Regions from separate parts of the Homo sapiens genome. Here region 2 is linked to region 1. Evidence: read pairs that join two places in POLR2A ChIA-PET (ENCODE). Cell type or tissue: GM12878. All regions are shown on one strand. Links, peaks and the distances in the headings refer to the core of each region. The heading gives the core; the rest is flanking DNA. Region 1 overlaps CTNNA2 (catenin alpha 2). Region 2 holds the start of LOC107985904 (a long non-coding RNA gene).

Region 1 (11,524 bases), core at 1,629-9,628:
ATTCATACTAATAATACCTGTCATGTATTAAGCCTTTACCGTGCACCAAACACTTTTAAGTTCCTGACTGAATTATCTAATTAGTTCCCTTAACAACAACCCTATGAAGCAGGTACTATTATTATCACCATTTTACAAACGAGGAACTTGGGAATGGGGTGTTAAGTCAATGTATACAATACCCCAAAGAAATGAGAACAGACATATTTGTACCACGACTCCTCTGCCATTAGACACTTAAACATGATTTGAGTATAAGGAAGCACAAAATAATAGAGATTACTTTCACAGCTAAACTTCTCTCTTGCACTAATTTAGCCACCAGAGTTACTGTCATTCTTGCAGGTTTCTGGCATATAATTTGGCATTTTACCTCAACCAAGGTATATTAGTAATGAAAAGGAATGTCCAGGTAACCAAATGTGGCTCAGTTTTCAACTAATTAGTAGCTTGGATGGACATTGCATTTTGCAAAACTCAGAAGTGGCTCAAAAGATGCTTAGGTTTAGAGCTAGAAAATACATTTCACTCACCTGTTCACCCACCTGAACGTAAATGAATTCCTTGGTGTGGGATTCCTAGGAGTCATTTATTTATCGCAACTATCTTATTAAAGTGCTTTCCTACACATTTATTTCTCTAGGTATAAAAGCCATGTCAGGGAAAAATAGAGGGTCCTTTTAGACACATTTGGCAAATGAGAAAACTAGCATATAGAGGTGATAAGTGAATGGCTTGCTGTCATGTGATAATTAGCGTAAAAGCTTGCAAAGGGAAGCTCAGACTTCTACCTCCAATCAACAGAGCATCCTAATTTTAGGTAGGAAAGGTTCTGAATTATTAAAGACATCTCACATAAGCCCTGGATTGAAAATTCAAGATGCCAATTTAAGATTACAAAATTTTACATCAATAGGTTCAGGTCGCACAATAGGCCTAGTTTTCTCACAAGCAACGATACTTACATCTCATAGACTGGGGCAAGTCTGCAAACTTACCAGTCCTACTCCATGATGAGATAAACATAGGAATTGGGTGTAAAGATTTGGAAACTCTTACAGGAATATTAGACACTAATTTCATGTCTGTTAAATCTAATTTTTAAAATTGGGGCTTTTATTTTATAGGTCTGAAAAAAATACCATTCATCTAGATTTTATAATAAATTTTAAAATTATCTTTTTTTACATTTTAAAAATAAAACACTGTGCCTTCTCACCTCTGGTAGATGAAAAGCATTGAGTTAGAGCTCTTTGTCCAATTCCATGTAGGAAAATGCATAAAATTTTTCATTTTGTCAACTTTTAAAACTTTAATTTGTGGGAAAAATAAATTATAAATTATATTAACATGCAAATAATGGGTAAGGTTTACATTTTATTTTTTATTGGGCATATGATCAATTAAATTAGAAAACTGCTGGTCTAGAAAATTATGTAAGGAAAAGTAGTGAAAATGTTACATCTATTTCTAAAACCATATAGAAGTAAAAGGAAGGGTTAGTAAAATAAGTCTAGATATCTTCCTTAAGTGCTACTTACATACATTCATAATGTTGTATATGGAACCAAGCTTTCTCCAAAGTTGACAAAAGAATGAAATTATTCAAGCTTTGCATCTGAAAGTGGCCACTTAAATTATTTAAATGACCTTTCCAATGTGGACTCCAATTTCCTATCACAATATCTGTGATTAAAATGTTTTCAATAAATCAGTTTTGTATAATAATTAGAGGACATCCCTTTCTAGTGACTAAGTTACATTTTAGTTATCTACAGATGAGAATTTACCTTTTTTTAGGGCAGTACATTTCAGCTTTGTAGATATCTTTTAGAAAGCTTTCCTCCATATCTGCCTATTTATAGTTTCCACCTGTTGATCCAAGAGCCCTACAAAAATAAGCAGAGCTAAGTGTAACCCATCTTATATATAAAAGCCCTCTAAAAACTTGAAAGCAGCCATTAGGTCTTTCCTTTGTCTTCACTTCATCATGCTATACATCCCATTCCTTTAACTGTTCCCCATAGGGTTTGTCAACCTTGGAATTATTGACATTTTAGGTCAGATGATTCTCTGTTGCTGGAGGCTGTCCTGCGCACTATAGGATATTTAGCAGCACCCTAGTCTTTACCCACTAGACACCAGTAGCATCTCTTCCTTTTCATCACCATGTCCGGCAGCCAAAAATGTCTCAGAACGTTGCCAAATGTCCCTAGACATTGCCAGCTGTCCCCCAAGGAGCTAAAATCTCTGATCGAGAACAACTGTTCCAAGATACTCTAAGAGTTGGTTATAATAAAATGGATCCTAATAATGATCAGAGGAAAAAAACTGTTAATAAATAAAAATTTAAAAATACTTATATGTGTTTTTACTTAGGAATATATGTAACCAAGAAGGTGAGAGATCTCTACAATGAGAACCACAAAATATTGATGAAAGAAATTATAGATGACACAAAAAAATTAAAAAAAAAACCCATGCTCATGGATTGGAAGAATCAATACTGTTATAATGGCCATACTGCCCAAAGCAATCTACAGATTCAATGTAATTCCTCTCACCAATGCCAGTTTTCACAGAATTAGAACAAAAATCCTAAAATTAATATGGTACTAAGAAAAAACCCAAATAGCCAAAGAAATGCTAAGCAAAAAGAACAAATCTGGAAGCATCACAGTATCACCTAATTACGTCAAATTATTACAAGGCTATAGTAACCAAAACAGCTTGATACTAGTATAAAGGAGACACATAGACCAATGAAACAGAATAAAGAACCCAGAAATAGAGCCAAATACCTACAATCAGTTGATCCTTAACAAAGCATACAAGAACATACCCTGGAGAAAGAACACTCTATTCAACAAATAGTGCTGGGAAAATAACTGGATAGCCACATGGAAAAGAATCTGTCACCGTTTACAAAAATTAACTCAAGATGTGTTAAAGACTTAAGTTTAAGACCTGAAACTGTAAAAATTCTAGGAGAAAACCTATGAAAAACTCTTCTGGTCATTGGCCTAGGCAAAGAATTTATGACTAAGACCCCAAAAGAAAATGTAACAAAAACGAAAAGAAATAAATGGGACTTAAACTAAAAAGCTTCCGCACAGCAAAAGAAATAATCAACAGATAAAAAGACCACCTATAGAATGGGAGAAAATATTTGCAAATTATGCCGCCACCAAAGGACTAGTATCCAGAATCTACAAGGACAGATCAGCGAGAAAATAAACCAATAACAAATAATCCCATTTAAAATGTGGGCAAATGACATACACAGACATTTTTCAAAGAAGATATACAAATGGGCAATAAACATATAAAAAATGCTCAATGTCACTAATCATCTGGAAAATGCTAATTAAAACTATAGTGAGACACCACCTTACCCCAGCCAGAATGGTCATTATTAAAAAGTCAAAAAACCACAGGTCTTGGGGCAGATGCAGTCAAAGGGAATGCTTATACACTGTTGATGAGAAAGTAAATTAGTACGACCTCTAAGGAAAATAGTATGGAGATTTCTCAAAGACCTAAAAGTAGATCTACTATTCAATCCAGCAATCCCACTACTGGATATCTACCCAAAGGGGGGTAAAAAGTCCTTATATCAAAAAATACCTGCATGTGTATGTTTATCACAGCACAATTCACAATTGCAAAGATATGGAATTAACCTAAGTGCCCATGAACTGATGAGTGAATAAAGAAAATGTGAGATACACACACACACACACACACACACACACACACACATTCACACCATGGAATACTACTCAGCCATAAGAAAGAATAAAATAATGTCTTTTGCAGAAACTTGGGTGGACCTGGAGGGCATTATCCTAGATAAAGTGATGCAGAAGCAGAAAATCAAATACCACATGTTCTCATTTATAAATGGGAGCTGAGCTATGGGGATGCAAAGGCATATAGAGTAGTATAACGAATGGAGACTCAGAATGGGAAAGGATGGGTGGGAGGTGAGGGATGAAAAATTACCTAGTGGGTACAATGTACACTATTCTGGAGATAGGTACACTAAAAGCCCAGATTTTGCCGCTACATAATTCATCCTTATAATGAAAAATGACTTGTACCCATAAATCTATTGATTTTTTTAAAGAAAATATTTCCCAAATTAAAATTTATTTCTATTTACCAGGAACAGACTAGAAAGCAATCAGTTAGTATTGACTGTTATTACAACCACTTAAGATAATCAGAATCAAAAACAAGTGTTCATTTTTCAAAGCCTGTTTTTCTCCTACGTAGTATGCTTCTGTGTATGTATGTGTGCGTGTGTATGTGTACCACATAGGTACAAATGTATTCTATTCCTTATCAGTGCCACCACATCTGCACATTCCTGTTCTGAAATCTCCATACTGAGACTGATTATCTATAAACTCTAGGCCAGTCATTTTACAAATCCAACCCAATATACTCTAAATAGTAATTATTCTACCAAAACAAAGAACTTCTGTTATGCATGAGAAATGCATGATTTTTGCTTTTTTGCCTGGTAGTAAAAGGCCTCTTTACTCTAAAATTAACAGATAATCATCTCTCTCCTATGAATCCTGATAACATGGCCACTGCTATCAAGCAATTTTCTTCTTCAACAGGCACAAGTCATAAGTCCACCCTCTGAAACTAAGCAGGTGAACAACATGTAATTAGCTGTATTTCATCCTTGGAGGGCATTCTATTTTTCATTCCATGATGCCCCCTTCATTCCCAAAGAGACTGCTCCTTATGTCTGAGGCCAGAAAGCAAGAGAGGGGAGGAGCATTGTGGTGTTGTCAGTAAACCCGTCTGTGAGCTTGCCTGCCTGGTTGTCGTCTGAGTTTCACTTCTTATAAATAGAAAAAATGTAAAGAACTGAGCCAAGGGAGAAAATACATTTAATAATTCTTAAACCCCTCAATACACATAAATAATTTAGTTGTAAAACAATTGCCTGGGAAAAATGCTTTTTTTGCTTCTTGATGCTATGTTACTTCTGTCACTTTGTTTTCTGAGAATTGACTGATTGTCAAACACTGAGTTAAAGTCCAGTTTCCTACAACTAGTGTATCAAATTATTTTTCCACCTTTTCCCCTGGAGAAGTAAGTTGAAAAAGAGAAAATTTGGCAGTTACGTGAAGCTCATCTGCCATTTGGGTCTTAAGGAGTGTGCAAAATATGTTTTCAACAAAATCTGTCCTAATTGACATGAACATGAGAGAGTGTCCCCGAGAGCCAAAAAGCTCCAGCCCGACTTCTCAGATATCTCTACACATTTGTTTTGCCTCCTTGGGGGTGAATCAGACATCATCTGTGGTCATGGGTTCAGCTAATTAAAGGACATAGGTGCTATTCTCAAGAATGACATTTAGCTCAGTTCTCTCAAGGCAAGTAATGTAAAAAAATAAAGAGATAAGTGACAATTGACATATCCTCAGTGCCAGGAGATCTGGTGACTGGGTGAACCTTGAGAAGGGCACACAAGGGCAAATCCATCTGTGCCCTAACATTATTGCTCTAGTCGATAGGAACATGACCCCAGATTGCCAGAATTGATTTTTTTTTTAAGAAAAGCACAAGCCATTATTTTTTTCTTTTAGAATATGCTAAATGTTTAACTATTTGTAATAAATTCTGTTTTTTCTTTCCCCTTCATTCCATATGTGGCAATATTCTGTGTACTGTAATCATTTCCTCAACAGGCCTTATATGATACACAGACTGGCAGTTTGAGACCTCTCTAGGAAGATTTGACTGTTAGTAAATTAGAACATTATTTTATGATTAAGGCAGCTCTTCAAATGCATATGTGAACAAAGTCATCATGTCAAAGAATAGTAGACCCTGAAATAAGTCCCAAAACACCTAATCTCCCACCTCCACTTCACATGATTTCATAGGTGTTTGGTGACAGAATAGCAGATTTCCTGATGCCCACACAAGGGATATTTATATCTCATCACTTGACCTCATATTTGTAGTTGAGAGCTCCAGTCCTTTACTTATCAAAATAAGTAAATAAATAAATGTCCATTACTCTTTTCTTAATAAATTAAAAATATCTTTATGAGCTCCTTATTTTGCACCACCTCTCAACTTCTTTGTTAAATCAGCAGTTATTAGCACATGTGTATTACATGGACCAACAGATTTACCCTCAAAAATAAAGGGGAAAAAATGCCAAAATATAAAACCCAGTATGCTCTAATCCTTGTTAACTCAACATACAATGACACAATTTACACTTTCCAGTGGAGGGATACTGTTGGCCACTTCATCATTGGCACACGTACTTATTATTAACACCGAAGAATGTGTGAATGAGATCGTTAAGTTATTTGAAGAAACATTTATCATATTTTTTGGAAAAGGGTGCTGATGACTGTACAGCATCATCTCTAAAAATGGCAAACAGAAAAATTAACATGTTGAGTAAAAATCACCCAACTCACAGACACCTCATTTGCTTAGGTGTCTATATCTCTGAGATCTGGGCCTGTGAGATAATTTTTTTGGTCTTAAGAATGACTATTTTGCTAAGTCATCTTGGGTTTGACCTTCCGATGAATGGCAAACCATGTGCTCTTCAATTCTCCATCCCCAGGGAAGAATGCTACAAATAATCTCAATATTCAATTTCCTTGCTTTTGTCCTTGTATTCAAAAATTCTACCACGGTTTTATTTCTGTTTGCAAATTTAATTTCCTGTCAACACTTCCAAGTAGCTATCTAACCAGCCTGTCTTCTGTTGATATTTACCCTAATAACAGAGAATTCATGGCTCCACAGGAAATTTCAATAAAAAGCACCGAGGAAGGCCCTTTGGTTTGTCATTCAGTCATTATCTAGATAATAAAAAGACTTTGCATTTTATTGGTTTGATAGGAAATGGTTCAATTTATGGTAGGAAAATGTAGGTATGTAACAGTATAAGCTATGTTGGAATGGGAAGGCAATACTGAAATTTACCTCTTGCCTTCTAAACCAGGAACTGCCCAATTCTGGTTTTGTTGTTGCTGTTGTTGTTTTGGGGATGAGATGGGATATGGTGGGGGTGGATCCTCACACACAGGAGTAGGCTGTGGATATGGACACCCACCTCCATTCTCTCCTTAAACTCTTCTTTGCTGGCAGTGTAGCACCATGAGGAAGATCTTAAGGCTCAGGGCAAAGCAGCAAAATCTCCAGTGCCAACAAAAGCCAACCATGTCACTTGGTGTCTGCAGTCTGTTTGAATAGTGTTTCCACAAAAAATATGCTTTCTCATTCTTCTCTCAAAATATATGGTTCTTCTGATGTACCTTCTTATTTTTTACTGTTGTTAAAACATAGATTTTTAAAAATAGGTCTCTACCATTAAGAAACAAAAACTGTTTTGGTAAATGACAACTGCCTTGGCCTCAGCGTCAGGAAGCAAGAGTGAATTGTAAAGACTGCAGAGAACTGATCATCCAAGGGGCAGCTGTGCCTGCATTGAAGCTGTGTGTGGCTGGGCAGGAATGTAAGACAGATGGTTTTGGAAAGAGAAGCCAGGGATTCAAATGTTTATACATAAACTCTGATTTTTAATGTTAGCTCAAGTTTTAAAAAATCCTATGATGGCCAGAAACTACACAAAGACAAAAAACAAACACACATCTGTGAGCAGCCAGTCAGGGACCCCCAGGCTAGAAAAATTAAAGGCCCTTTACTGCAGCATCAAATCTATTCTCTAGAGATATTTTTGATCACTCAGGATGTACAAGCACCCATGATCGTAAGACTGAATATTTTTCTGTTGTTGGGGAGCAATAATGGAGATTGAGAAAGTTTAGTAAAATGTAAACTGACTGCTGAGCAAACTCAGGCATGCCAGAGTCTGGAGCTTTCACTGGTGAGGTGGGTTCCAATGAGTACAGCATTTATAACCTCTTCAAAATGTCCAGACTTTCATTTTAGCATGAATTGCTTAAGTGCCTGTATTTTATAAAACATATTACAGAGGTTGTATATTTTCATTTTAGGAAAATTAGAATATATAGGTAATGACCAAGTAGAAACTCTAAATCACCCATTATCTAGGCACACAAAGAAAATCGACATTTTAGAAAAAGCCCTTCATGATAGTTTTGTTTTCTTACAAATACTAGCTTTTATTTTGTATTCTGTTTCGTAACTCACTTTGCAACGTGCCAGCAGCTGAGGGCACCATAGCCTGACCCCTGTAGCCTTTGGCTCCTCTGTTCCTTCCACTTGGAATGATCTGGCTTCCAGCTCAATCGCTGAGGAGCCTGAGGCCTGGGGAGTCTGGGGTCATTATCACCAGTCCACACCGAATGCCCTTACTCTCATCAGAACTGACCTTCCCTAGCTTCAGATAAGGATGCAGGTGCTTCTTACCTTTAGTTGTTCTCAAATAGTACTGTCCTTAAATTCTCTTTTCTTAAACTGTAAGCAAAAGTTGTACATATTGACTTGGTGACTGTGTGATGCCTTTAAGGGGTCCAGCAGACAAGTGGGCACAGTAGGTACCTAATACATTTCACTGACAAGCTGAACGAGAAGGTGGGATGGGGCGAGGCAGACCTCATCCTCTCCTAGCCCTTTGACACGTGTAATGACAATAACTGGAGGCCTGTTCACTAAAATAATAAACCAGTGATACCCTCCCTGTTCTACGGGAGAATGTGTCAACCAGTCTCCTTCCTGCTTAGCCCACAAGCCTTGTTTAATTCTGTCTTGTGCTTGACTGGCCCTGCATAGGCTCCATCTCTCCCCACCCTAGATCAAGAAAAATGGGCCTTCTTGGGTCCCAGTCTTTTCTTGGGCATTCAACCCTCAACACAGTTCCTTCCTCCTCCAAGAGTTGTGGGAATCCAACCCCGTGAATGTACATGAAAATCTGGTACCTAATGGACACAAACTTTATTTCATTCAGTCAAAAGCTAAACTAAATTGGGAAAGCATCCTTCCTTTCAGGTAATTTAGTATTGCATGTTCAGAGTTTGCTTCCATGGCTCCAGCCTATGGGTGCCAAGATACCATCTTCCCACTATAATTGCTTCAGGTAGAATGTGCTGCAGGATTCAGAATGAGTAATGTGGCACCTTCTCCACGACCTCCCTCCAAGTCAGTCTTCACTGGGAGTAGGTTGACTGTAAGAGATTACCATTTATTCATCAGCCATGGCTAGATACATGCAGTCTGTGAAATATAGTCCTTTTGGTGCCACTGAGCTGCCAGGATCACCATAATCATCCTATCCCTAGGCTCTCATAGTAACTCTCTTGCCTTCCATTTGCCTCCCTGCAAGCCCCACCCTTATCTGCAGGTCCTCTAGACTTCTAGTTCTGCATATTTTCTAACCTTTTTTTTTTTTGAGATGGAGTCTCGCTCTGTCACCCAGGCTGGAGTGCAGTGGAGCAATCACTGCAACCTCTGCCTCCCAGATTCAAGTAATTTTCCCTGCCTCAGCCTCCCGAGTAGCTGGGATTACAGGCATGTGCCATGACACCCAGCTAATTTTTGTATTTTTAGTAGAGATGGGGTTTCGCCACATTGGCCAGGCTGGTCTTGAACTCCTGACCTCACATGATCCACTCACCTCGGCCTCCTAAACGCTGTGATTACAGGCATGGGCCACTACGCCCGGCCACCTTCTTTATGCATTTTTTTTTTAACAAACTTGAGGACAAAGGACCACTTTCCCGCCAACAGACAAACAAAAAACCTCTACTGTTACTCACCCTTCCTTTTTTATCCTTACATTATGGTATATCGAAGTAAATAAGCAATCAACATTTAAAAATTCCTCATAGTCTAGGACTGCAACAACTGGCTCCTATGAGGTCATATCCCATGGCCATATCCATGAGTTAAACTGGAAATTAGGTAAACCTTTGTTTTAATACCACTCTCCAGTGATAATTGCCTCTTCTTGGTTCCTTCCTCAGTCCCTGCTCCCTGGCTCCTGCCTCTAAACAGAATGAATCTCTCCAGATATTTTTAGTAGAGACTGTGCCTCCTTTACCTTTGGATCACTGGCTCCTACAGTAGGGTTAAAAACATACGCCATGCTTAATAACCATATATTGGATAATAAATAACAGGATAATAAATGAGTACAGCTTTTCTTCACAAACAAAGGTAAGAGTTCCAGTCTTTAAGATTTAGCAAACGCTACCTTATGAGAAGGAAGATATCTTATCGTGGAAGCACCCTGGCTTTCTCATGGATAAGAACAATCACCATCGTCTCTTGCCTGAATTCTTACAAAGGGCCCCCTACTCAGTCTTCCTGCTTCCGTTCTTCCAAAGATTTCTGACATGGGAGTCAGAATGACCTTTTAGAAATATAAATCATACTGTGCTTAAGGCCTCCATGGCTTCCCACTGCAATTAGGATAATATACCAACCCCCTATCATGGGCTGCTTGCAAGGACCTTTATGATCTGGCTCTGCACATCACTCCAAGTTATGTCCCACCTCATAGCCTTTCCACATGTTGTCTTCTGGGCTGGAAACCCCCCTCCACTCCAGTCTTGCATGGCTGCCTCCTCTCCCTTCAGGACTTTGCTTAAATGTCACTTGCTTAGAGAGACCCAACTGGAGTAGCTCATCTCAATGAAACTCTTCTCCCCTTTTTTATCTGTCTCCAGACACAGTTGCTTAGGTGCATGACTTTATCACTATTATTTCATGATTTTATCACAATCAGAAAATCTTTATTAATTGGTCTTCTTACTCCTATCTTCTGTATGCTTTCTCTATTCCTCAGGTTTCAAGAAGTAGGAAGCACATCCGTCTTGGACAGCATCTCCTCAGTATCCATACACACAGCCTAGCGCACAGTAGGTATTCAATGAATGTTTGGTAAATGAATGAATGAAGTAATACTGACAACTGCCCTTCTTTCTAACCTCATTGGCAAGTTCAGTCCAGTATAGAGCAAGACCCTGGCCAGGAGGAGAGCTGGGTGTAGGGGACACTGCTGTTTTCCGCAGGCTTACTCATGACATTTTTGGGACATAGAACAAAAATCCAAATTTGGAATTCAAATTTGGATGACTCTGATGCCTTGAAATTCTGTACTGGCATGTGAAGGCAGGGGGCCAGCTGACCTGTGGCTCCCAAATCCTTATCTGGCCCTTTATCTCCTTTCCATCCCCAGCCCTGTGTTGCCCTATAAGGGGGCAACTCCAACCTCTTCCCAACAGCTGCCCTTTGACCACTGCTTTGCCAAGAAGTATGTTCAACAGCAGCTCAATCTGCCTCAAGAGAAAGTGGTAGACAAAGTGGTAGGCAAGAGATCTAAGAAGGTCCCAGAATTAGATCTAGACTATTTGTCAGGGATTTCTGAGTAGTCTATGTCTAAATGGCACTGGATGTGGGCTCTGAATGAGCATGCTCCCTTGGCCCCAATGCTTCTCTCCCCCGCACGGGTAAAGGAATGCTGAAGGAGGGCTGGAGCAGAGTCCTCTGAATGAGAGAGGCTCAGTAGAGGAGCCACCCTTGCCCATGTCTTAGGGTTATA
Region 2 (11,524 bases), core at 2,195-10,194, 150 kb after region 1:
GCTCTTCCTCACATGCTCTCTAAACAAACTATAAGTACTCTAGAGCAGACACCAGATTGAATTCATCTCTTCAATCACCCACAAAGCCCAACGCAGGATCCACCATGAGATAAGCCCTTGGAAACTCTTGGAAGTAGGTGAGTAAATGGGTAAGTAGGTAAGGGGATTACCTTCTGCTAAGGGAAGACTAGATGAAGGAGGGTTAGACAGACCGGTGGAAAGGTGACAGCCTTTAGTAACTAATTCCTAGTTACTCTGAGTCAATAGACCAATACAGGGATCCGAAAACTTTTCCTGTAAAGGGCTGATATTAATAGTAAATATTTTAGGCTCTGCAGTCTCTGTTGCAAGGAATCTGCTCTTCTATTTTAATGAATAGACAGTCATAGAAAATATGTAAACAAATAGGTATGGCTGTGTTCCAACGAAACTTTGTGTATGGATACTAAAATCTGAATTTTATATAATTTTCAAATGTCGCAAAATATTATTCTTCTTTTGGTTTATTTCCAGCCATTTAAAAACATAAACTCATTCTTATCTTGCAGGCCCTATAAAAACAGGCAGCAGCTGAATTTGGCTTTAGGGCCACTGAACCCTGGACCAGTATATTCATTCCCCTGAGATGGAGGATAGCAAGGCCTCTTATCATACATTTTTCCAAGCAGAATTACTTAAAAGCTCACGCTAAATGCCTTCCTTTTCTTCTTGTCTCAAGAACAAGGAAGATATCTAAGATCATACCATGCCTGCTCTCTAACTCGTCTTTCTAAAATGGCTTTGATTTCTTAAATGTTTTCTCTTTCGTCAACCTTCTTCTGGGGCCTTCCTTCCTTCTCTGCTTTCCCTCTTTAACTCTCCTTTTTTATTAGGCAAGTTTGTTCTCTCACTAATAAATTTTGCTTTTGCTACCAGAAGCATTACTGGGCTTGACATTTTTAGTGAGGATGCTGAGATTTCTCCAGTTTTTGTTTATCACTTGCCTTTTCACAATCATGGACAGCCGCAGACCTTCCTAAATTAAGGATTGATGCCTACACAGCATGACCTACACCTGAAAATCTATTAACAATTAACAGCCAGTAAAAACAGACAACCCAAAGATCCAGAGGCTGCCAGCTTCATGGGAGGTGAGGGCCAATTTACAGTGCTGATGATGTGCACAGGACTTAATATAGTAATGCCTGTTCAACAGTATCTGGAACTCTACACTGGTCATAGAAACAGTGAGTGAGTTTGTTTGTTTAAGGAGAAACACTGTTCAATGCACACAATAATTTCCAAAAGTAAACTAAGACATGTAAGTGAGAAGGACAGTGTCATTCCTGCTTGTTTCATTATAGAGCAATTAGACCAAGGCTGGAGACCCTCACTAAAAGGCACTCCATTAAATGTGTTCTGCCAAGAGGACTCCTGTCCAACAGAAACCTTACTCCTGCACGGGAATGGTACCTCCAGTGGAGGATAGCATCTGCCCAAATGCACAGCTTACAAAATGAAAGAAAATTTGACACAACAAGCAGAAGGATTGGAGTAGCATCAATGGAGTCATTTTATTATTTTTTCCCAGATCGAGACAAGGTGTAAGTTATGACAATCATAGCCAAGATTCTGGAGGGGAGCAGTTCTTAAGGCTATGAATGTAATGGGGATTGGGAAGAAAAAGTGGGGACCCTCACTCTTTTCTCAAGCCAATCCATCTTTTATCTGTCATCGGGTGGAGATCACCCTGCCCTTTTGGTTTTTGCTAGCGAAAAGTAGTTGGTCATCATTGCTCGGGAATATAACCCTTTATCTGGGAGATAGCAGAAGTAGTGAAGGGAGGGAGAGAGGATGTGAGCATAGTGGGCATCATGCAAGAGATGCTTTCTCCCCATTTCCCACCACAGAGAACACTTGTAAAGACAACCAGCAATTATGGTCCTCTCCAATAAGCTAGGCCTTCTGAGCATCTCTGTTACTGGAAAGGTAGTGCTTTGATGTGCAACCCTATTTCCCAATCGACTTATCTCTGCAATCAGTTTCTTTGGAATGTTGAACTAGATGTCAAACACACCAGGCTGAATTGGAGAGTATTTAAACCCATACGCTTGGATGGCATTAAAATGAGCCCTGGCAATCAAACGGAGGCAAGAGAATTTGAGAGACAGCAAACACAAATCCTGCCACATGAGTATGTCTGGCGTGGTACCGCATGCCCGATGTGATAACGAATACCTAATGTGCTGACACAGTCGTGGCTGCTCTGCCTTTGATTCACCTCAGTTATGGCAGACTCAGCCTTGTTAGATAAAAGGGCTGCACTTCTTCTTTGCACCATTCACTGGCCCGTGGAAATGGACTGTTCTCACAAACTGCTAATTCTGAAAGCCTTTAGTGGATGCAGCCGGGGAAGGAAAAAAAAAAAAAAAAAACATACAGTTTAAAGGCATGCTCTGAATTTGCTAATAGGCATGCATGGTCCTTTTGGAACCAAAATAGAATTTTTGATGAAGTACCTTGTGGCAAATCTGAAATATTAGCCTGGGGGCCCCAACAAGACATAATTCACTCCACTGGTGAGAACAAATCTCATTTCCACATCCATTCCTCTAAACTCATTACTGACCCCGGGGGAAAATTCTAGCCTGGAGCAAGTTTTAATAAAGACACTGGTGGAGCCGTTGCTATAGTAGTAAACGCAATAATGAACAACAAGACTCTTGGTGGCAATGGACCCCTGGACCTGTGGAGACCCTGGAAGGCAGCTTCTGAAGGGCTTAACACTCCACCCACAGCAGAGCATAGAGTCCAGAAAAGACTTCATTACTTTATGTGATAATTTGTCACATAAGACTCACTCTGGCTTAAACGGCCTGATTGTCAGCTTGCCTTCAAATGAACAATGGCTAAGAATAATTTATTTTAAATTAATTTCAATTGCAAAAAAAAAAAAAGAAAAAAGTAGATGCAGTTGGGAAATTAATGACTTTGGGGTCAGAAAGACCTAGATTCAAATTTCAGATCCAGGACAAATCTTATAACCTCCTCAGGGCTTAATCTCTCCCACTAGAAGTAGTCTCTTAGCTAAGTACAAGTTATCTGTGGGCATGGCCTCTGCCTTTATTTTTTCCTGTTTTATCCCCAAATGCTTTGTCATGTAATTGACGCTCAGCAGGTACTGTTAAGTAGATCCACTTTAAAGGATTATTAGGAAGACTAAGAAAGTGAACATATGTAAAACCTTTGGCACCTTGCTTGGCACAAGATAGCTCCACAATGAATTCCGAGCAAATTAACTGCTAGTGTAAGACCACTGGTGGAAAGGCCAGAAGAAGAGCTTAGAGTGGAAAATCCAAACAAATGAAGAAGTTTGACAATTATTTGGTTCTGGTAGGAAGGGACCAGACTCAAGGAGTTGAAGGAAGTGTTCCATAGAAGGACATGGCAGGAAGGGGTGCAGGGCACCTTGAAAATGCCAGTGGGTACTTCGGAAGAGCCATAAGCCAGTTATAACAGGTGGGAGGTCATGCTTGCTAATCAATCCTCAGCTTTAACAAGAAGATTGAAAAGTTTCCCTGGGTTTCCAGAGTGGATCTATATCTAGGCAGGTACAGTCGAATACAAAACCGAAGCTTGTGGCTAGGGAACATACATACTGAGCCATTCCCCTATGGACAGTCACTTTCCTGCCGCACACAAACATGCCCTTTTACCTCACACAACTTGAAGTCACCACATCAAAGGTTCCAATGTTGCTTCCTCATTCAGGACAAAGAAAAGCTCTCAGGAGGGAAGTGCAAATGTATCTGGAGGCACACCCTGTCCTGACTTGTTAAGGTAGGTATTCTCCTTACTTCCCACCGCATCCTAACACAGCCCTTCCGTTTCAGTCTGGCCAACCTGTTCCCTACATCCTCTGTGACCACAGGATGACTTCCTTATTCCCATGTGTCTGCTCTTTGACCAAAACTACACATTCTTTAAGTCTGAAATAATCTATACAACCTTTCCATTCATTAAGAGAGAGAAAATGAGAGCAACCTGGTGCAATGGGATCATTCTCCATCTCCTCTCAGTCTTTACCACACTGTTTCATTTACTTCTACATAATATGAGAATTTTCTCTAAGTGTTTATAACAGACATCTTGTTTCCTCAAACAAAACATTACTTCTCCAAGCAGGAACTCCTTGTTGCATATTTTTCCATGAACACCAGGCTGGTTATTCACCCAAATGATCCAGCAAATACCAATCAAATAAAGGTTGAAAGGAAGTCAGCTGATACCTGCTTCACATCACATGGACAGGGGCAAACAGAGTTTGTGTGATTCTCGGGAACTTTCTGCAAATATTTTTAGTAAATATTATACAAAAAGTAATCAAAAGGAATACCAACTGCACTGTACAAACTTACATATAAACTTATACAGTCATAATGACACTCCATAATGGCATTTTGGCCAATGGTGGACTGCATATATGACCATAATCCCATAAGACTGTAATGGAACATATATAGAAACCTGATACATGGTCCTTCATATTGGCATTGCAGATCAAGTAGCGAAAATGACTTATATTCCGTAATGGTGCTGGGACATTTAGTTTTCCATATGAAAAATGTATATAAATAAAAAAATACATACCATCTAGGTTTGTATAAGTACATTCTACGATGTTCGACCAACAATGAAAACGCATTTCTCAGAACATATCCTGTCAATAATGGAAGCATGACTGTCATCAAACATACACAACATGCACAAATACATTCACACACCATTTAGCCCTTTTCACAGGCAAGATTCCTAAGCAGCCTCTGATTTAACTTCTGGCTGTAATCAACTTTTGTGAGCTGAGGCTGCCCATAACCAGCAAAGCCACTTGAGAAAGAGTCTACAGTCTCTGTAAGAGGATCAGGGCTGACCCACTCCAGCCACTAGGGCTGACTCTCTGGACTACCTGCTGCTCCAGATGACTGCTCCAAATCTATTCCCCTCTACACTGTCCTTCCTCTCAGTAGGTCCCTCAGTCTGGCCCCTCAGCCTAGCCATTCCCCTATGGAGAGTCACTTTCCTGCCACACACAAACATGCCTTTTTACCTCACACAACTTGAAGTCACCACATGAAAGGTTCCAATGCAGCTTCCTCATTCAGGACAGAGCAAAGAAGGAGTTGTTATCGGCCCTTTAATGAGGAACTGATCATGCTTCCCTGACAAAGACAGATAATGACAAAACCCAAAAAAGCAGTCCATCTGCTCTCTGATTGCTGGGATTAGAATGTGGGTGAGCGAGGAGACAGGGACAAAGAGTTTGTTGCTGTAAAGAACAGAATGGAGAATCCAGAGAGCTCTCCTCATCACTCCAGAATCATCAACTGTTCACTTCTCATTTCATATTAACTGTGAAATACATCTAACAGAGTGCTAGATAAGCCATCCATGTTAATAAGTCAACATTTCCAGGCATCCGAATTGTGGGAAAACAGAGAAAGTAACATAAAAAATAAAAAAACATTTATACATATAAAGCAGGGAAAGGAATTCTAGCTCAGATGGTTTCCCACACTGAGCAAACGGATACATGATTATCACAAAGTTGAAAGAAGGAAGTCTTGGGCATATGTTATATCTAAAGTCAAAGCAGGGGTGCAGATAGTAAAGCAGGAAAGAACAATTAGGGAATTAATTAAATAAAGCTCTGTTTATACTTCTATTGTCAGTGCTAATTATTTGTGGGTTTGAAGTAAGCTCCCCTGTCTTCATTAGTGGTTGTCAGTGAATGATAACATACTTAGATTTCCACACGTCCTCGTTGTTTCCAAGGATTGTATTTGCAGCGTCAGCTCACATTTTCACATGATGACAGTAATAATCAAGAAACTCATACTCACTAAAGCCAACTTTGCTTTTTTTTTTGTCTTAAATAAGAGGTATGTTACTGTTACTGTTTCCTTGCTCCACACTTTAGCCTCTGTCTAGTTGTTGGTATATCAAGGTAACAGCTCTTCAACTTTGAAGAAGACATGATGGTTAGGTTCTTTGGAACAGGATGAGTTAGCAAGAGTTCCCTCCACGTAGCATTTGCAGACCACCAAATCCATTCCCATCCTGTGTCCGTCCCATGTCCCTGCTCAGGCCTTCCTGATGCAAGCAAGTGCCTCTAGGCAGGAGATCTGTTTGCAAATCTGTAGGAAGCCTTACAATGAGGAATTGGTGACAGAATCCACTTGCTCATGCCTGTGATCATTAACTTTTCCTTTAATAAAAGAGTAGCAGCTATTCTTTTCTGTTGATTTCTTACAGCTGCCCTCAGAGTTACACTCAGAGAACAGCATGTGTTTGAACTTCTGCAATCCTGTAGGAGTTATGAGGATCTAGCTGGTAGGAGAAGGGGTGGGAGTGGTGGGAGCAAAGACTGGGAGGAGAGAAAATAAATGTCATCAGCGGTAGTGCCTTAGGAACACACCTAGAGAGAGAAACCAGGTTTCTAAAAAGCAAATAAATTAGGGGGCTAGGCACAGTACTTTTGACAACTGAGAAAAAGTGTGTAAAAGGGAAGGAGGGATGGAAGAGAAGAGACAGCAGAGAGACCAAAAATCACAGTGTATGAGAAATCTGACACTGCTCTTTTTTTTTAGCCAGTAACTCAGATAATCTAATCAAACCCATCTTCCTTTAAAGCTAGAGCTGGAGAAACTGACATTTTGTTTCTTTTGAAGATTTTTTTCCTTAAATGGAAAGTTTTCTGTGGTACATCTTATTTTAGAATCTCTATCTTCTCCCCCTCTCTTTTTTTAAAAAAAAATTAGAACTATTGGCTAATTTGTGATTTTGTTATTTCTAGGCACACTTAGATTGGCCTTCACAGTCAGATGCTAATGGAGTTGATTCCATTGGCAGAGGGATGGATCCACTTACCCATATCACCCTGAGCAGTACATAAAGATGAACTTCTCAGGGAGAGGCAAGGGGGGCAGGGATGGCAGAGGACAACATCTTCTAAGTATAGAAATAGATAAAATGACAAGAAGACTAGAGTTGCCATCTGCTGGAGGATGAAAAGAATGACATTTGACACTATTTGCAACAGCAAAGCTAAACTCATTAGTAAAAATAATAAATCTCCATGTACTGTGTACTGCCAGTTAAATGATACAAAATTATAGCAGTGTGTTATTATTTCAGCATGGCAGTTTTTGGATAATGTAGAAAATATATAGAGGTAGTAAAACAATAGCATCCACTTTCCCTAATTTGTACTCTACCTACTCTTAGAAGGGCTTACAAATACTGCTTTATTCCCTTTCAAATGCCAGCAAGTTCCCTCAATATGTATTTCTCACTTTCACCACTGCGACTTTGAAAATGATGATGGGGTTTCTTCTATGAGTATGCCTAGTCATTGCTTCCAGATTTTCTTTCTGCTTATGTAACATGACCAAATGCATGAAGCTCACTAAGGTTCAATAAAAAGACCGCTGGACGGAGAATCACAAGGGTGGGGTTGATAATCTGTTTGCCCACCAGCTACCAATGTAACCATAAACCAATCACTTTACTACTCTGGGTCCTGGCATTTTAAGCTGTAAAATGATAAATGCTAGGGAGGATGGGCTGCAGAATCTCAGTGATCTCTAAGGTCCTTTTTAGCTCTCAAATTTTGCAAATCTATAAGCATTCCAAACTCATGTAGCACTTATAACATGAATATTCAAGCTAAATTCTCATCATGGCTTCTACTGAATGCAGCAAAACTGTATCTAATGGCCTGATTAATCAGCCATAACCATCTTCTTTGCCAGTGAAGGGAAAAAATGTTTTCCCCCTTCTCATATTGTAGAGAAAGAGGCAGTTATTTAAACAAGATTTCTCTGATGCTGCTTTTGTTATGGTGAGTGACATAACAAAGTTCTCTGATCAGGAAAAATACAAAACAAAAAACAGCTTTAAGAACCACAGATTTAGAATGGCAAGTAGATTTACCTCTACTTTAGAATGGCAAGTAGTTTTGCCTCCAAGACCAAAAGTGGAGACTAAGGTTAAAGGATTCACCTATACTTGAATGTCTGGTTTGGTGCCAAAATGGATTAGATCATTTAATTGCCAAATACTTCCTTACCTGAAAGAAACTCATCATCCTTCTTTCCATAGCTATAAATCCTGCAAATCTACAGTATCCAAGTCAGGTATCTCCTCCTCTCTAATCAATTCTTCTCCCCTTCAGCCTAGAGTGATTCTTCCCTCTTCTAGAAACACTAGTGTTCAATGTCTGAAAAACCTCACTTGGCAAGTGACATAGTCTTTCATTCATTTATTCATTTGACATATATTTAATGAACATATTTTTAATGCCTTGCATTCTTCTAGGTGGGACAGAAGCATTGAAACCCCTGTTCTCATGAAGCTTATATTTTAGTGGGGAAGAGAGAGAAATATACATACATAGGAACATAATATCCAGTAGTAATATGTGCCATGGCAGAACATGAAAGCAGGTGCTATGATAATGATCTGATGCCTTCTTTAGATGGAGTGGTCAGGGAAGAGTTCTCTGAGGCAGTGATTCTAAATTGAAACTTGAGTGACGAAAAGGAGATGGCTATGCAAAGATGGGAGGAAGGGCATTCATAAAACAGATCCCGCATGGGGGAGATCAAAGGAAAGAGTGTGTCTGGAATAAAACCAATAAGAGACATAGTAACAGCAAGATGAGGGGAGGGAGGTGGTCAAGGTCCAGATGATTTGGAGTCTCAAGGTCACGCCAAAAAAGGAGTATTTTATTCCAAGCATTCTGGGAAATCACTTGAAGCTAAGAATTTAGTTCTCTTTTCATGTAAATCAGTCTCCCCCACATCCAAGAATTAACATCTCACCTTTTAAACATTTCTCACAATTCCTAGGTCCTCCAAACCTTTTTACATGAAAGGCTTTTTAATAAATAGCTGCTGGCTGATTGTGTTGTACATGAAATCTTTAAGTTAGTTAATAGTTTAAGTAGGGGCTTAACCCCGAGACGATCAGAGGTCATGATGATTGCAGCCCTCGACCTCAAATCCACAGGAAAGCTGAAGAAATGAGCTCAGCATGGAAGCAGAATGTCCTGACTTCGCCTATGACTTGACTCTGAGAGTCGTGAAAGTGCCTCACACTGCGAGCAGCGGCCCACGAGGATCCAAGAGAGCCCCTTTGTCGACCCCCTTCAAAGCAAAGCAAATCACCTAACTTTGGAGAGGTTCTGACAGTCTTCATATTCATGTGTCACTTAGCTTTAATTGAAACTTTAGAACAGGTAAATTTGTAACAATTCATATTTTTCATGCTCAAAAGAGTGTCTTTGTGTAAAACAGCAGCCTGAATAATGGGGGGTAGGGGGAGGATTAATTCAGAGAGGTTATTTGTTTTTTTCTCTCTTGATGCAAGCCCCATTTTTACATGCTTTTCTTTTGACTGAAGGGCAATCTTTAATTGCAGCTTTAAGGGAAGCTTAAAGAGGTCATTAAACATTATGAAAACTGAAATACCACTAATGTTAGCTGAGAGTAACCTGACTTGTTTTTTCATACTGAACTCTAGAAAAGGCAAATTCCTTGTAAAGAGTTAGGGTGGAATATCCTGCTCCACCCACCCCTAGTGGTCTAGGAGTCCTGTAAGCTATGATGGGAGGAATTTGTGGCTTGAAACCCAGGCAGATGCTAGAAACTTTTAAATCCTGATATTCATGGTGCTAAAAATACATATGGATTCACTAATAGAAAAAGAAGGAGGAGGAGGAGGAGGAGAAAAAGAAAGAAAAGAAGAAACACAAAGAACGTGATTAAGAAAATGAGAGGATGAAAGTACAGAGAGAAAGAGAAGAGGAGCTGGCAAGAGAGAAGGTCAATAAGAAACCACAGATGCTGCATAGAGGCAGAGATCATAACCTTCCAAGCATCTAGGACAGTGCCTGACACACAACAGATGCTTAAAACGTTGGGGGAGGGAGGAAAATACATGGGAAAATAAAAGAGGAGTTGTATTTGTGAGACAGCAGGCAAGCAAGGAGGAAAGAGAGAAGAGGAAAAGCTAGAAATGAAGGGGAAGAAAGAAAGGAGATCTTGGCGATGATTCTCACATCTGGATGCATATCAGAACCACCTAGGGAGACCGCCTCAAAACGCAGATTCCCAGGCCTGTTCGGAGCCCTATTACATCAGAAGCTTGGAGTTCTAACCCGTGTCTAACAAGTCAAAACCAAAAGCTCTCGCCAGCGGCTGCTATGTGCTGTGATTTGGGAACCCCACTGAGCTACACGAAAAGCAGAAGAGAAGAAAGGTGCGACCAGTGTGCAGTGACAGAGCCGGTGCCAGCACTGACCCTGGTCACTCCTCAGAGACAGGGCACCTGGGGGACCACGACAGGGCACGCACTTCTCTTCAAGAATATGGCTCATCTTCAAGAACTAGAGTTCCTCTCCGGTTAATACCCGTTCTCCCTTTTGCCTGTTCCCAAATTACATACCCTTCAGTGATGCCTGGAATGGCAAGGGGTGGGCTACAAAGGGAACTGCATGGGAAGGCGGCGTTCTCTTTTGCCCATGGCACAGGTTAGGGAAACAGCCTCGCCTGGCCCGAAACGTCTTGGATGCCGAGGCAGCCCCTGGTTGATTTTGGAGTATGGCCCCCGAGTGGCACCGAGTGAGAAGACAATCTCTCTCACATGCTGAGTGAGGAACCAGCAAAAGCGACTGGGTTTTGGATAATGGACAAGGCGACACTGGCACCCATCTCCCCACACACGCGTTTCCGATCGTCCTGACAACACACGCGGCGGCTGGGCTGCGGCCGGGGCAGCGCATCTGCGCCGGGGCCAGGCTGGCGCTTGGGGCCCCGCGGCCTCCGCCGCCGCGCGCCGTCCCGGAGCTGCAAGGGCCCGGGGGCTGCAGGCAGCCCCGCGGGGAGCGTAGCCGCCCAAGCAAGGGAACAATTGCCTCTCGGGATTAAGTCTACGTGGGCCCGAATTGTGTGTTACTATGACAATGGTAAATAGGTTCACTGGCTTTCAGGGAAGTGGCTCCGTGCAGAGTGAGCTGAGGAAGGCACAATTTCTCTCCAGTTCAGCACATCTACACCCATTCATGGGTCTGTTTTCACGCTACATAAAATGAGGGGCTTAGGGAAGACACTGTATTACCTAGTTTTAATCACTGGGCATTTTATTGACAGTGACGTATATTGAGTTTGCTTTAGTGGCTCCAACTAATAAAAGCCTGGTAGTAGACTAGAAAGAAGAAAGTTAAGCATGCTTATCAGATGGTAATTAATTTGCTCTCTAGAAAGAAAAAAAGTGAGCTAAATGTTTTGATAAAGTAGTTCTATGAAATTCTACACATACCAGGAATGTCTCAAACCTCATCTTAAAAAATACACCCACATTTAAAATGATGTTTTGTTCTGTTGTTGCTTCCTCAGCAGGAGGAATAACCACTCTACCCTGAAACCTAATACACCTTTTTAAAATAAATAAATAAATAAATAAATAAAATACAGAGAATCTTCAG

What was found. Peaks named below come from ENCODE experiments on the same cell type or tissue, not always from the same donor. Only the 100,000 strongest peaks of a DNase experiment are listed, where the experiment ranks them.
Region 2: POLR2A ChIA-PET joins it to region 1 with 7 read pairs; 3 of 35 experiments call an interaction of 5 or more read pairs at or near these places.

The regions. Positions count from the first base shown.
Region 1 is chr2:80,469,966-80,481,489 of GRCh38, reverse strand. All of the region lies in intron 9 of CTNNA2 (catenin alpha 2), which reads right to left. Among named protein-coding and RNA genes, the nearest start is that of LRRTM1, 170 kb to the right of the region's middle. In GM12878, for the core only: no CTCF peak of the experiment used is centred there; a DNase peak (open chromatin) is centred at 5,339; H3K27ac peaks cover 711 bases.
Region 2 is chr2:80,321,912-80,333,435 of GRCh38, reverse strand. The region is part of intron 7 of CTNNA2 (catenin alpha 2); the gene reads right to left. It overlaps LOC107985904 (a long non-coding RNA gene), which reads right to left and starts at 10,795. Exons shown (of 2, transcript XR_001739570.1): 1 at 10,486-10,795; 2 at 796-6,403. RefSeq lists an enhancer at 2,862-3,364. In GM12878, for the core only: a CTCF peak has its summit at 7,037 (motif pointing left); a DNase peak (open chromatin) is centred at 6,945.